Linked DNA regions of Homo sapiens: region 2 is linked to region 1. Evidence: read pairs that join two places in POLR2A ChIA-PET (ENCODE). Cell type or tissue: CD4-positive, alpha-beta T cell. All regions are shown on one strand. Each heading gives the region's core, and the rest is flanking DNA. Links, peaks and the distances in the headings are about the cores only.

The links. Peaks named below come from ENCODE experiments on the same cell type or tissue, not always from the same donor. Only the 100,000 strongest peaks of a DNase experiment are listed, where the experiment ranks them.
Region 2: POLR2A ChIA-PET joins it to region 1 with 7 read pairs; 2 of 35 experiments call an interaction of 5 or more read pairs at or near these places.

What each region holds. Positions count from the first base shown.
Region 1 is chr17:78,772,193-78,778,049 of GRCh38, reverse strand. The region is part of intron 1 of CYTH1 (cytohesin 1); the gene reads left to right. Among named protein-coding and RNA genes, the nearest start is that of CYTH1, 7.2 kb to the left of the region's middle. RefSeq lists enhancers at 58-107, 118-167, 2,980-3,481. In CD4-positive, alpha-beta T cell, for the core only: no CTCF peak of the experiment used is centred there; DNase peaks (open chromatin) are centred at 1,789, 2,889, 3,392 and 5,089; H3K4me3 peaks cover 3,809 bases; H3K27ac peaks cover 4,623 bases.
Region 2 is chr17:80,669,568-80,675,424 of GRCh38, reverse strand. All of the region lies in intron 3 of RPTOR (regulatory associated protein of MTOR complex 1), which reads right to left. Among named protein-coding and RNA genes, the nearest start is that of RPTOR, 130 kb to the right of the region's middle. In CD4-positive, alpha-beta T cell, for the core only: no CTCF peak of the experiment used is centred there; no DNase peak of the experiment used is centred there.

The DNA.
Region 1 (5,857 bases), core at 517-5,516:
ATTACAGGCCTGAGCCACCAAGCCCAGCCTAAACCTTAATATTTGATTTTCAGAATAATGAGAAACATTTCTTGTGGTGTTAACTTTGTGTGTGCGCTGTTTTCAACAGTGCTTCCTCTGTCCCTGTCCCTGTCCCTGCTGCGTAAGTTGGTAACGTTTTGTGAATCAGCCTAGGACAGGTACCACTGTTTTTAGAATTCTTTCTTTTTTTTTTTTTTTGTATTTTTAATAGAGATGGGGTTTCACCATGTTAGCTAGGATGGTCTCGATCTCCTGACCTCGTGATCTGCCCGCCTCAGCCTCCCAAAGTGCTGGGATTACAGGTGTGAGCCACCGCGCCCGGCTTTAGAATTCTTTCTGGAGGGAAATGCATTGTAATTTCCTGGCTACCTTTTAGTATTAAAAAACTTTTGGAACATAGCTCATTGATAATATGCTATAGAAAGAGAGTCTTAGAGTTTCTCTGTCCAATTAAAGACAATTTCAAAAACCAACAAAAAGGCTTTCTCAGTTCCAGTACTCTTTTGTATTCATTAGATAGGGACAGTTTGGTTCAGACTACACCTGTGTGGGATATATCTTTACTGGTTTGTTTATTTATTTAATTTATTTATTTTTATTTATTTATTTTTGAGACGGAGTCTTGCTCTGTTGCCCAGGCTAGAGTGCAGTGGCGCAATCTCGGCTCACTGCCAGCTCTGCCTCCTGGGTTCACACCATCTCCTGCCTCAGCCTCCTGAGTAGCTGGGACTACAGGCACCCGCCACCACACCCGGCTAAATTTTTGTATTTTTAGTAGAGACGGCGTTTCACCATGTTAGCCAGGATGGTCTCGATCTCCTGACCTCGTGATCCATCCGCCTCCCAAAGTGCTGGGATTACAGGCGTGAGCCACCGCGCCCGGCCTTATTTTTTTTTTTTTGTGAGACAGAGTTTCACTCTTGTTGCCCAGGCTAGAGTGCAATGGGGCGATCTCGGCTCACCGCAACCTCCGCCTCCCAGATTCAAGCAATTCTCCTGCCTCAGCCTCCCAAGTAGCTGGGATTACAGGCATGCGTCACCACGCCTGGCTAATTTTGTATTTTTACTGGAGACAGGGTTTCTCCATGTTGGTCAGGCTGGTCTCGAACTCCCGACCTCAGGTGATCCCCCTGCCTAGGCCTCCCAAAGTGCTGGGATTACAGGTGTGAGCCACTGCACCTGGCCTATTGGTTTCTTTTTTTAAAAAAAAAAAAACTGTTTATGGCACTGTGGAGTCCCACCAGACAAACCATTAACTTAAGAAAATACTATTCTGCTCAGGAAAAAGAAAAAAATCGTAAAAATTAAATTTTGCATACATTTTCTTTATAACATGCATACTGTGTGTACTTTTTTTTTTTTTTTTTTTTGAGACAGAGTCTCGCTCTGTTGTCCAGCCTGGAGTCCAGTGGCACGATCTTGGCTTACTGCACCCTCTGCCTCCCGGGTTCAAGCGATTCTCGTGCCTCAGCCTCCTGAGTAGCTGGGACAACAGGCGTGTGCTACCACGCTCAGCTAATTGTTTTGTATTTTTAGTAGAGATGGGGTTTCATCATGTTGGCCAGGCTGGTCTCGAACTCCTGACCTCAAATGATCTGCCCGCCTCAGCCTCCCAAAGTGCCGGGATTACAGGTGTGAGCCATTGCGCCTGGCTTGTGTGTACTGTTGCCAGTATATATTTCTGTGTAATAATGTTCAGGGTTGTAAACAGAAAACCACATATAATGCACTTTAAGGGAGTATTTGCGGGATTTTCCAGAGAGTATGTTCATCCTGTTGCTCTGTAATGGTCATCATTTTGGGGCTAATGACTGCAGTTGCCGTGATTCAATTATGAACTTCCTTTTTAAGCATAATTTCTTTTTTTTGTTGTTGAGACAGAGTTTTACTCTGTTTCCCAGGCTGAAGTGCAGTGGCGTGATCTTAGCTCACTGCAACTTCTGCCTCCTGGGTTCAAGTGATTCTCCTGTCTCAGCTTCCCAAGTAGCTGGGATTACAGGCATGTGCCACCACACCCGGCTGATTTTTGTATTTTTAGTAGAGACGAGGTTTCACCATGTTGGCCAGGCTGATCTCAAACTCCTGACCTCAGGTGATTTGCCCACTTCAGCCTCCCAAAGTGCTGGGATTACAGGTATGAGCCACCGTGCCTGGCCTTTAAGCATAATTTCTATATAAACATTTAAAATGAAAGTTGCTGGAGTCTATCATGTTCATTATAGCAAATGCATGTCTTATTTTTGTTCCTTTCAAGAAGTTAGCTTCAATTAGGGAAGTTGTCAACAGAGAATTTTAAAATAATTTTTAGGTGAGTTTTCAAATGAAAAGGAAGAGACGTCTGCAAATGTCCTTTACTTATTCAGCTTCTGAAATACCTTACTTTTTATTTGCCTTTGATGTAATTTTTACATTGAGTTCCCAGATTGATTATCTAAAGCAGGAAAGGTAGAACTAATTCATTATCTAAAACAAGAAAGAACAAATTTCAAGTTAAAATAGCAGTGTTTTCAGCAAGAATTAAAAAAACGAGGTTTCACTTTCTCTGTAGAGGAAGAGTGGTGGGGTAAGACATTCAAGAAAGTTGTTCATTCGCATATTTCGAGAAGCATTGAGGTCCAATTGCATAAAAACGTATCTGCTGTCTCTAGCTTTGGCCTTTGAGGGAAGGATATAAGGGAATACTCAGGACAGGGGTAAAAAGAAAAAAGACCCTTAGCACCCGAGGCTTTCAAGATCACTCTTAATTAGTAACTTCCTTCCATCTCTCCTCTTCCCCTAACCCCCAGCGGCCCCCCCAATCTTCATGGGCCACAGGAGACTGTCAGGGTGTTCAGCCTGGTTTCTGTGCCGGGTTAGGTGTGGTGTCATAACACACAGAGGGACCTCAGGAGGACTAACCCTGTGGTCTGTGGATGGTGTGATGCCTCGGGAGCTGGGGTGACTGCAGGGGTGGGTGCCTAGTGGCACAGAGGGAAAGCAGGCAGCAAGTCCAGGGCCGTTATGCCAGCCACAGGTGGTGGGCTGTCTGAGGGAGCAGTGCCTTGCGGCAGTTCTAACCCGATTTCCCATGCCGAATGCCCTGGTGGGTACTTCGGGGGTTTGATAAGAAAAGAGAGTAGTTTCTTCTGTGTTTTCATGGAAAGGAGTTTTCTCACAGGCATAATCTTGAGTGTCTACTCAAGATTTGGGAACATTTCACATGTATGTATTACGGTTTGTGACCAAAGACTCTGGATAAAAGGAGGATTTATATCAGAATTATAGGAAGAGCTGTCATGCTGTACCATGGAGACCTGTGTGTGGGTGGTGAGAAGATTCAACAAGAAAAATAAGGTCTGGGCACTGGCATGTCTGGGTGCTGCTGCGGGCTGGGGAGAGGAGCCTGTTGCATTTAAGAAAGATTTGCCTTTTCATCACCATGTCTCCAGAATAGGCATGGTGCCTGGGGCCCTACAGAGGCAGCTCAGCAACTGTGGAGGGAATAATGGATTGAACCAAGTTCCATCTTGTAAAAAGTTAATATGTGGTGAGTTTGAGTTTTTTTCCTCAACTCTCCATTTCAAACAGAAACCAGAACACTTCTGTGCATGTTTGACCCCATGCAGAACCCGTTTTCTTTGTTTTTCTATGATATGGATGACTTCCATTATTCTCAAACTTAGTTACTAACTTACTGATTTGCCTTTATTGAAAAGAACACAATTATTTACAGTGAACACCTTCTTAGAAAATCTGGAACATAAGGTTGCCATAATTATACACACTTTGTGGTCTTTAAGATATATTCTCAGGGTGACATGAACATGTCAGAGTATAAACATTTTTAGAATTCTTGATGTCTGGTGCCAACTTTTTCCAAAAGGGCTGCACCAATTTACTCTTTTCTTAGCAATGTATCAGTACACGTACCTGTAATAGTGCAAATGTGCCCTCAGTGAGGATCAACATTTTAAAAGTTTTTTTTTAAAACAAACAAGCAAACAAACTGAATTTGGTGGTTACAAAATGGTGACTTATTAAATCTACTGATCACTAGCTGGATTGAAAAAAATTTTTATTTTGCATATTTGTGTATTATGAACTGGCTACATCATAAGAAATGATGGTTTATTTACTTAACTTAGGTTAACTCTTTTCTATCAAATAAAGTGATTTACAGGTTTTTGTCACTGTTTTAAGCATGGGGAAAATGTGTATCAGTTTTGACTGGGGTTTAGGTTAGATTTTGGCTAATTGTAACAGTCGTTTACCTTTCTTTTAATTTTTCTTTTAAAGATGAAAGATCTCTCAACCCATATATTGTCTTCTGGCCAACTACAAAATGTTTCCTTACGAGAAGAAATTGTGAATTAAATAGATTTTTAGAAAATTTAATTTAATTTAATTTTTTTTTTTTTTTTGAGATGGAGTCTTGCTCTGTCGCCCAGGCTGCAGTGCAGTGGCACAATCTCGGCTCACTGCAACATCTGCCTCCCGGGTTCAAGCAATTCTTGTGCCTCAGCCTCCTGAGTAGCGGAATTACAGGCGCACGCCACCATGCCCTGCTGATTTTTGTATTTTTAGTAGAGATGGGGTTTCACCATGTTGGTAAGGCTGGCCTCAAACTCCTGACCTCAGGTGATCCGTCCGCCTCGGCCTCCCAAAGTGCTGGGATTACAGGCGTGAGCCACCGCTCCTGGCCAGTAGATTTTTTTTTTGAAACTATAATTTTTCTTTTAATTAAATAGAGCAGGGTCTCACTGTGTTACCCAGGCTGGTCTTGAACTCCTGGCCTCAAGTGATTCTCCTGCCTTGGCTTCCTAAAGTACTAGGATTACAGGCATGAGCCACCACACCTTCCTGTGAATTAAACAGATTGTATTGGTCTGGGTTATAATGATAAACTGTTCAGTTTCAGGCTGGGCATGGTGGCTCATGCTTGTAATCCCAGCACTTTGGGAGGTCGAGGTGGGCAGATCGCTTAAGCTCAGGAGTACAAGAGCAGCTTGGGCAACATGGTGAAAACCCATCTCTACTAAAATACAAAAAAAAATTAGCCGGGTGTGGTGGTGCCTGCCTGTGATCCCAGCTACTCAAGAGGCTGAGTCACTAGAATCGCTTGAACCTGGGAGGCGGAGGTTGCAGTGAGCTGAGATCGTGCCACTGTACTCCTGCCTGGGCAACAGAGTGAGACCATGTCTCAAAAACAAAACAGGCCAGGTGTGGTGGCTCACGCCTGTAATCCCAACACTTTGGGAGGCCAAGGTGGCCGGATCATGAGGTCAAGAGATCGAGACCATCCTGGCCAACATTGTGAAACTCTGTCTCTAATAAAAATAAAAAAATCAGCTGGGTGTGGTGGTGCACGCCTGTAGTCTCAGCTATTCAGGAGGCTAAGGCAGGAGAATTGCTTGAACCTGGGAGGCGGAGGTTGCAGTGAGCCGAGATCGCGCCACTGCACTCCAGCCTGGCGACAGAGTGAGACTCCATCTCAAAAAACAAAAACAAAAACGAAACAAAACAAAACACTTCAGTTTCTGGAATCTTATGGCTCATACCTGCTCCTTTCTAAATGTTCCATGTGTTAATCAAAAGAGATTATGTCAAACAGATTTTTTCTTCAGTATTTCTTGCATTCACGATCAGTTAGGACACTTATTCTATAGTAAGAATTAGAAGATTGCCTTCTTATTTCAAGTATGGGGGGCACACATCATAGGTCATTTGGAACAGGAGAGATGAAAGGGATGAAACATCTCTGTGTATTGTGCTGGACCGGTGGAAGACTTCAACTTGAGAGCCGTGTCGAGTCTGGTCGAGTCTGCTTTCCTGTTATTGTTCCACACCTTTCCTGCTC
Region 2 (5,857 bases), core at 318-5,317, 1.9 Mb before region 1:
GGAGGGATGGCTGGCCTTGACCCGGGTGTGATAGAAAACCTCAGACTGTCAGGACCTGTAAGCACTTGATAGAAGCAAACTTCATAGTCCTAAAAGAAGCCAACTTCATCCCAAGCTTCAAAGATTTCACATACTTCAATTTCAAAGGAAAATAACTGTCAAAATTTAAAAGGACATTAGGAAACAGGCACCATGACGAACAGCCAACAAAAACTGTAGCTGAATCAGATACAAAAAGACTTCAGACATCCAAATCAGAAATAAATAACTATACAGAATTTGTAAGAAAAAAAACAACTTAAAATGAAAATGGAAAGGCTTCAAAACAGACTGGACATAGCTGAACAAAGAATCTGCGAACTGAGAATCATCCTAAATCTCCAACACTCTCACAGCTTCTCACAGCGTGTCTCCTGCCCTTCTGAAGCCAGGGGTGACTGAGTCCTAGTTGGAAGCAACTGGTCACCTGAGTATTCTACCTCCACGTCAGGACGATTCATTTCCATATTCTTAGTGTATATTTGATCATATCCCAAGATGGGTGGTATTGTCATTTACAAAAGTGTCTTGATCTTGTTAGACCTTATGTTGAGAAGTTGTTTTTTTTTTTTTTTTTTTTTTTTTTTTTTTTTTTTTTGAGACAGAGTCTTGCTCTGTTGCCCAGGCTGGAGTGCAGTGGCGCTATCTCGGCTCACTGAAAGCTTCGCCTCCCAGGTTCATGCCATTCTCCTGCCTCAGCCTCCCAGGTAGCTGGGACTACAGGCGCCGGCCACCAATTTAGAACCAATTCAGAAGGATTACAGAAAACTCCAAAGCAAATGCATTCTCTTCTGGGCGTGGTGGCGAGATTTTAGCTAAGCTCAGGTAGAAAAGAAGAAACTCAGCATCAGCCAGGATGGCGCCTATGCCAGAGGCTGTTCGTTTTCCCCAGTATCCACCCCACCCTTCCATAACTAGAATCCCCAGTTCTTCATTTGCACACAGGGTCACCTAGATATTTTCCAGCCTCCCTGTGAAAGTGCTGAGTGTAACTTTTAAGAAACATCCTTAAAGGAAAACAGTGGGGTCTTCTTCCCTACTTCTTCTTTCCGGAAAGGTGAAATGTACAAAGGGTTTTCATGTTCAAGAAAAAAAACTATGCACGTACTTCAAAAAACATTTTGCCCCAAAATAAACTTATACTAACTTGTTCCATAACATGTGTAAACAGGATCTAGTTTGAGACAGTAAGAAGGATAAGATATTAGTTTGAAAGGAGCCCTTATCAGAGCAACACAAATTCCGCTAAAATTGAAGCAAGAACAAACATCAAGTTTATAATGAACCTTGGGTGGGAGAATGGTGAAATCATTGGTGCTTTACAAAAAGTTGATGGGGGCAATGCACCAAAGAAATCAGTAGTTTTCAAGTGGACAATTAATTTTAAGGAGGGCCAAGATGATGACACTCTCAGTGGCAGACCAACCACACCAATTTGCAAGGCAAGACTTCATCTAGTTCATGCCCTAAGTGAAGAGGACTGACAATTAACAACACAAACAACAGCCAGTATCACAGACCTCTCCATCGCGCTTACACAATTCTGACTGAATAATTACAGTTGAGCAAACTTTCCATTTGATGGCTGCCAATGCTGCACTCAGATGAGCTGCAGACCAGAGCAGAGCTTTAGACAGAAATCTCAAACAAATGGGGTCAAGACCCTGAAGGATTTCTTTGAAGAATTGAAACAGGAAATGAAACACGACTTTCCCAGCAGATCCTGAAGACAAACCACAATCAAAGCGCCGGCTACCAAGAAGTGGCTCCATCAAAGCAAGAGCAATCTGGATGACAGCGAAGGTCACGGCAACCGCTCTTTGAGATGCTCAAGGCATTTTGCTTGTTGGCTTTCTGGAGGCCAAACAACGATGACAGCTGCTTGTTACGAGTGTTTGAGAAAGCCTAAGCTTGAGCAGAAAAATGCCCAGGAAAGTGTCACCAGGGAGCCCCCTCCACCTCCACAGTGATAACAGTGCTCCTGCTCATTGCTCGCATCCAAAACAAGCATCCAACAAGGGGAACTTTGTGACAGTTTTCATGGGAAACAATCATTAAAAATCTGCCTTACAGTCCTGATTTGGCTCCTTCTGACTTGTTTGTTTCCTAATCTTTAAAAAATCTTTACAGGAAACGTATTTTTCCTTCTGTTAATAATGTAAAAAGAGGGCTGGGCGTGGCGGCTCACACCTATAATCCCAGCACTTTGGGGAGGCCAATCACCTGAGGTCAGGAATTTGACACCAATCTGGCCAACATGGTGAAACCGCATCTCTACTAAAAATATAAAAATTGGCCAAGCGTGGTGGCACACGCCTATAATCCCAGCTACGTGGGAGGCTGAGGCATGAGACTCGCTTGAACCCGGGAGGTGGAGGTTGCAGTGAGCCAAGATTGCACCACTGCACTCCAGCCTGGGTGACAGAATGAGATTCTGTCTCAAAAAATAAAATAATGTAAAAAGACTGTATAGACACAGTTAAACTCCTAGAACCCTCCGTTCTTTAGGGACAGATTAAATGGGTGGTATCGTCATTTACAAAAGTGTCTTGATCTTGTTAGACCTTATGTTGAGAAGTCTGTTTGTTTGTTTTTTGAGACAGAGTCTCGCTCTGTCGCCCAGGCTGGAGTGCAGTGACGCGATCTCGGCTCACTGAAAGCTTCACCTCCCAAGTTCACGCCATTCTCCTGCCTCAGCCTCCAAAGTAGCTGGGACTACAGGTGCCTGTCACCACACCCGGCTAATTTTTTCTGTTTTTAGTAGAGACAGGGTTTCACTGTGTTAGCCAGGATGGTCTCGATCTCCTGACTTCGTGATCTGCCCGCCTCGGCCTCCCAAAGTGCTGGCATTACTACAGGCGTGAGCCACCGCGCCTGGCTGAGAAGTTTGTTTTTTATTTTTATCTTTTAATTCTTTTTTTGCATGAACTTTTTGAAGTCCCCTCATATATGCAATGGCTGGAGCTTGAGCAGCCATCTTGGACAATGAGGTAACCATTTAAAAAAAAAAAAAAAAAAAGAACCTTTGCACAGCAAAGTAAACATAGGAGGAGCCCGAGGCCTTGCTATGCTGGAGCACTAAACAGCCTTGGAATGACTACTTCTAGGGAATCTTAATGTGAGTGAACAAACTTTAATTTGAGTTACACAATTGTTATTTCCTCTCCCCTGTAACTCTCAGCCAAACCTAATCTTTATACTGTGAGCATAAAGAGATCTTAACCTGACCTTCACAGAGGAGGTATCCAGGGCCACTGTTCCTCTCCAGTATCCGAGTCAGAACACTTCGTAATATAGTATCTGCTCAAAAACTTACCTTGTGATATTAGCCCTTTCTTTAAAATAAAGATAAATCAACCTACGAACCATTGTATTTTAAAAAGAAGCAATAGATTCAATGTACAATGGAAATAGCTACTGGCACCTAGCCAGGGACATTTAATGCTACAACAGCTACTTGGAAATTAAGCCTCCAGTTATATATTAAACAATGACAATAATTGCCTCCTTCAAAAATTCCACGGTCATCTTTGTGCGCAAAGAACACCACGCACACCACAATCCTTTTCCCCTACTGGTTACACCTATTTCAAAACTGAGAAGGTGATTCTACTGCCAAATGGAATGACTAGTGACCAGAAGACCATAGGTCAGCCTAGAAAGAAAAGGAAGGCTGCAGATGGCATGCCTGGAGAAGTGTGCTCACTTCTCCAGTAAGCCCCAGGTTCCCTCACAACTATGCAAAGCTGCTTCTCTTACCATTATTTGAAGGATTTTTGAAAGTATCCCCCTTGTAATATGAGTGGACCCCCTTCCCCAACCGACTTAAGTTCTTTTTTAAAGGAATGCTAATCTGTCGAAAATCGTTACAAAAACATGACTTGTGCCTGCAGTATTCTACTCAGCACTATTGACAGAGAGGGCAAATAGACACATCAAATGTCAAGAGCAGGAGGAAAGAAACCAATAATTAGAGAGTGTTCTGGCAAGAGGAAAGAAGAACCCAATAATTACAGAGTGTTTTGATTTAACCGAGATGCTTCAGCAGGAACACACTCTCTCTCTCTCACACGCACGCCCATAAATTTGATTATCAGGAACATTGGCGCTTCCTACTGTGCCGAGCCTGGAGGAAAGGCCATCGGCTGCCGGGCAGCACAAGGACGAAGAGCACAGGCTGCAGAGGGCACTAAAGGCCAGGAGGGGCCCGTGGAGCAACACGGCAGAGATGGTGAGCCCAGAGGAAGCAGGATGTGACTTGGACTCTGAGAAATGAAAGAAAAAGAAGAGAAATTCAGGATACAGCAAAACAGAAGAGGAAATACTGGGCCACGCTCCAGGGCCCACGCTCTTCCCAGGGCCAGGTGCTTTAGGGGCTCAATATGGAGGCAACCGACCTCCAGGATCACTGACCCCGGCGAGGATAAGTTCCAGTGTGCAACCCAGCTCCACCACAGAGAGGGTAACAAGGACGAGCGTGTGCTCCCCTAGGACCAGGGAGAATCCATTCCCCTGACCGAGGAGACCCTTGTGGCTACCGGGGAGGGTTTATGCTTCAGAGTAATCAGAAATGAATGTGGGGGGGAGTTGGGGGGCTGATTATCAAGGGTCCCACAAATTCAACAACTACTGTGTGTCGTCTACAGGCAAACGCCAGGTGCTGCTACACTACACATCTATCGTATACCAGAGCTGAATGCGTGTGTGGACTGCGGATGACCACCTGGCCGGGAGCTGTAGGTACATCTGTTACCAAATGGATTACAATTTCTGGCCTCCTACAGCTCACAGTCAAGTGGGGAAGAGACCCTAAACACAATAAATACGAAAACTGCACAGTGTGTGAGAGGTAGCGAGTGCCATCAAAAAAATAGGGTACAAATAGAAAAAGACGAAGCAGCGGGCAGGCGTCATGTCAAAATCGAGTGCTGACAGCAACGCTCCGGATGGTTAAAAGGCTTAAAAAGGTCAGAAGCAGAAAATCTAATGGCAACAGTGGCATGACAGTGAGGCTTAAGTATAAAGACTGAGAATTAGAACAAGGAGTGGGAAAGGAGAGGGAAGGCGCAAATTCCCGACACGGACAAGGGACGGGTAGGACCTGGTGACTAAGTGGATGGTGATAAAAGAGGGACAATTTAAAGGTGATGTTCTCTGTATTATGGTCGGAAATGAGACAGTTGTGACAAGAAACTGGCTTAAGGTCAAACCTTACAGTGAACAAGAAACCAAGAAACCCGGAGTCCGGTCTGCAGTCGATTTCACTGAGCAAGTCACTTTCTCTGTCCCAGCCCCACCACCTTATCTTTCAGATGAGGGTAATGGTTTTAAACTATTATTCAGATCTCTTGTACATCTAAAGCTTCCAATTTTAGGATGAATTCCACTCAGACAAGACAAATCTAAAGATACCTGAGTGATGTTGTAGACTGTCTCAAATACACAATTTGAGCAAAGACAGAGGCCAGGCCTAAAGAGGCATTCAGAAATCAAACATGAAAGTGACGACTGAAGAACAAAAAAAATGAATTATTTGAATAAGTATCAGAAGTATCAGGAAAAAAAGGAAGGGAAGAGGAAAGAGAGATGATCCACAGAGGGGAAGAGCTCCTGGTGCAGAAGATTGTCCCTCCATGGAGAGGTCTGGGGGTCACCAGAGCGCAGGGGAGAAACATAACAAGGCGTTTTAAGAGTGAACTACTGGGCCGGGCGCGGTGGCGCACGCCTGTAATCCAGCACTTCAGGAGGCCAAGGCGGGCGGATCACCTGAGGTCAGGAGTTCAAGAACAGCCTGACCAACATGGAAAAACCCCATCTC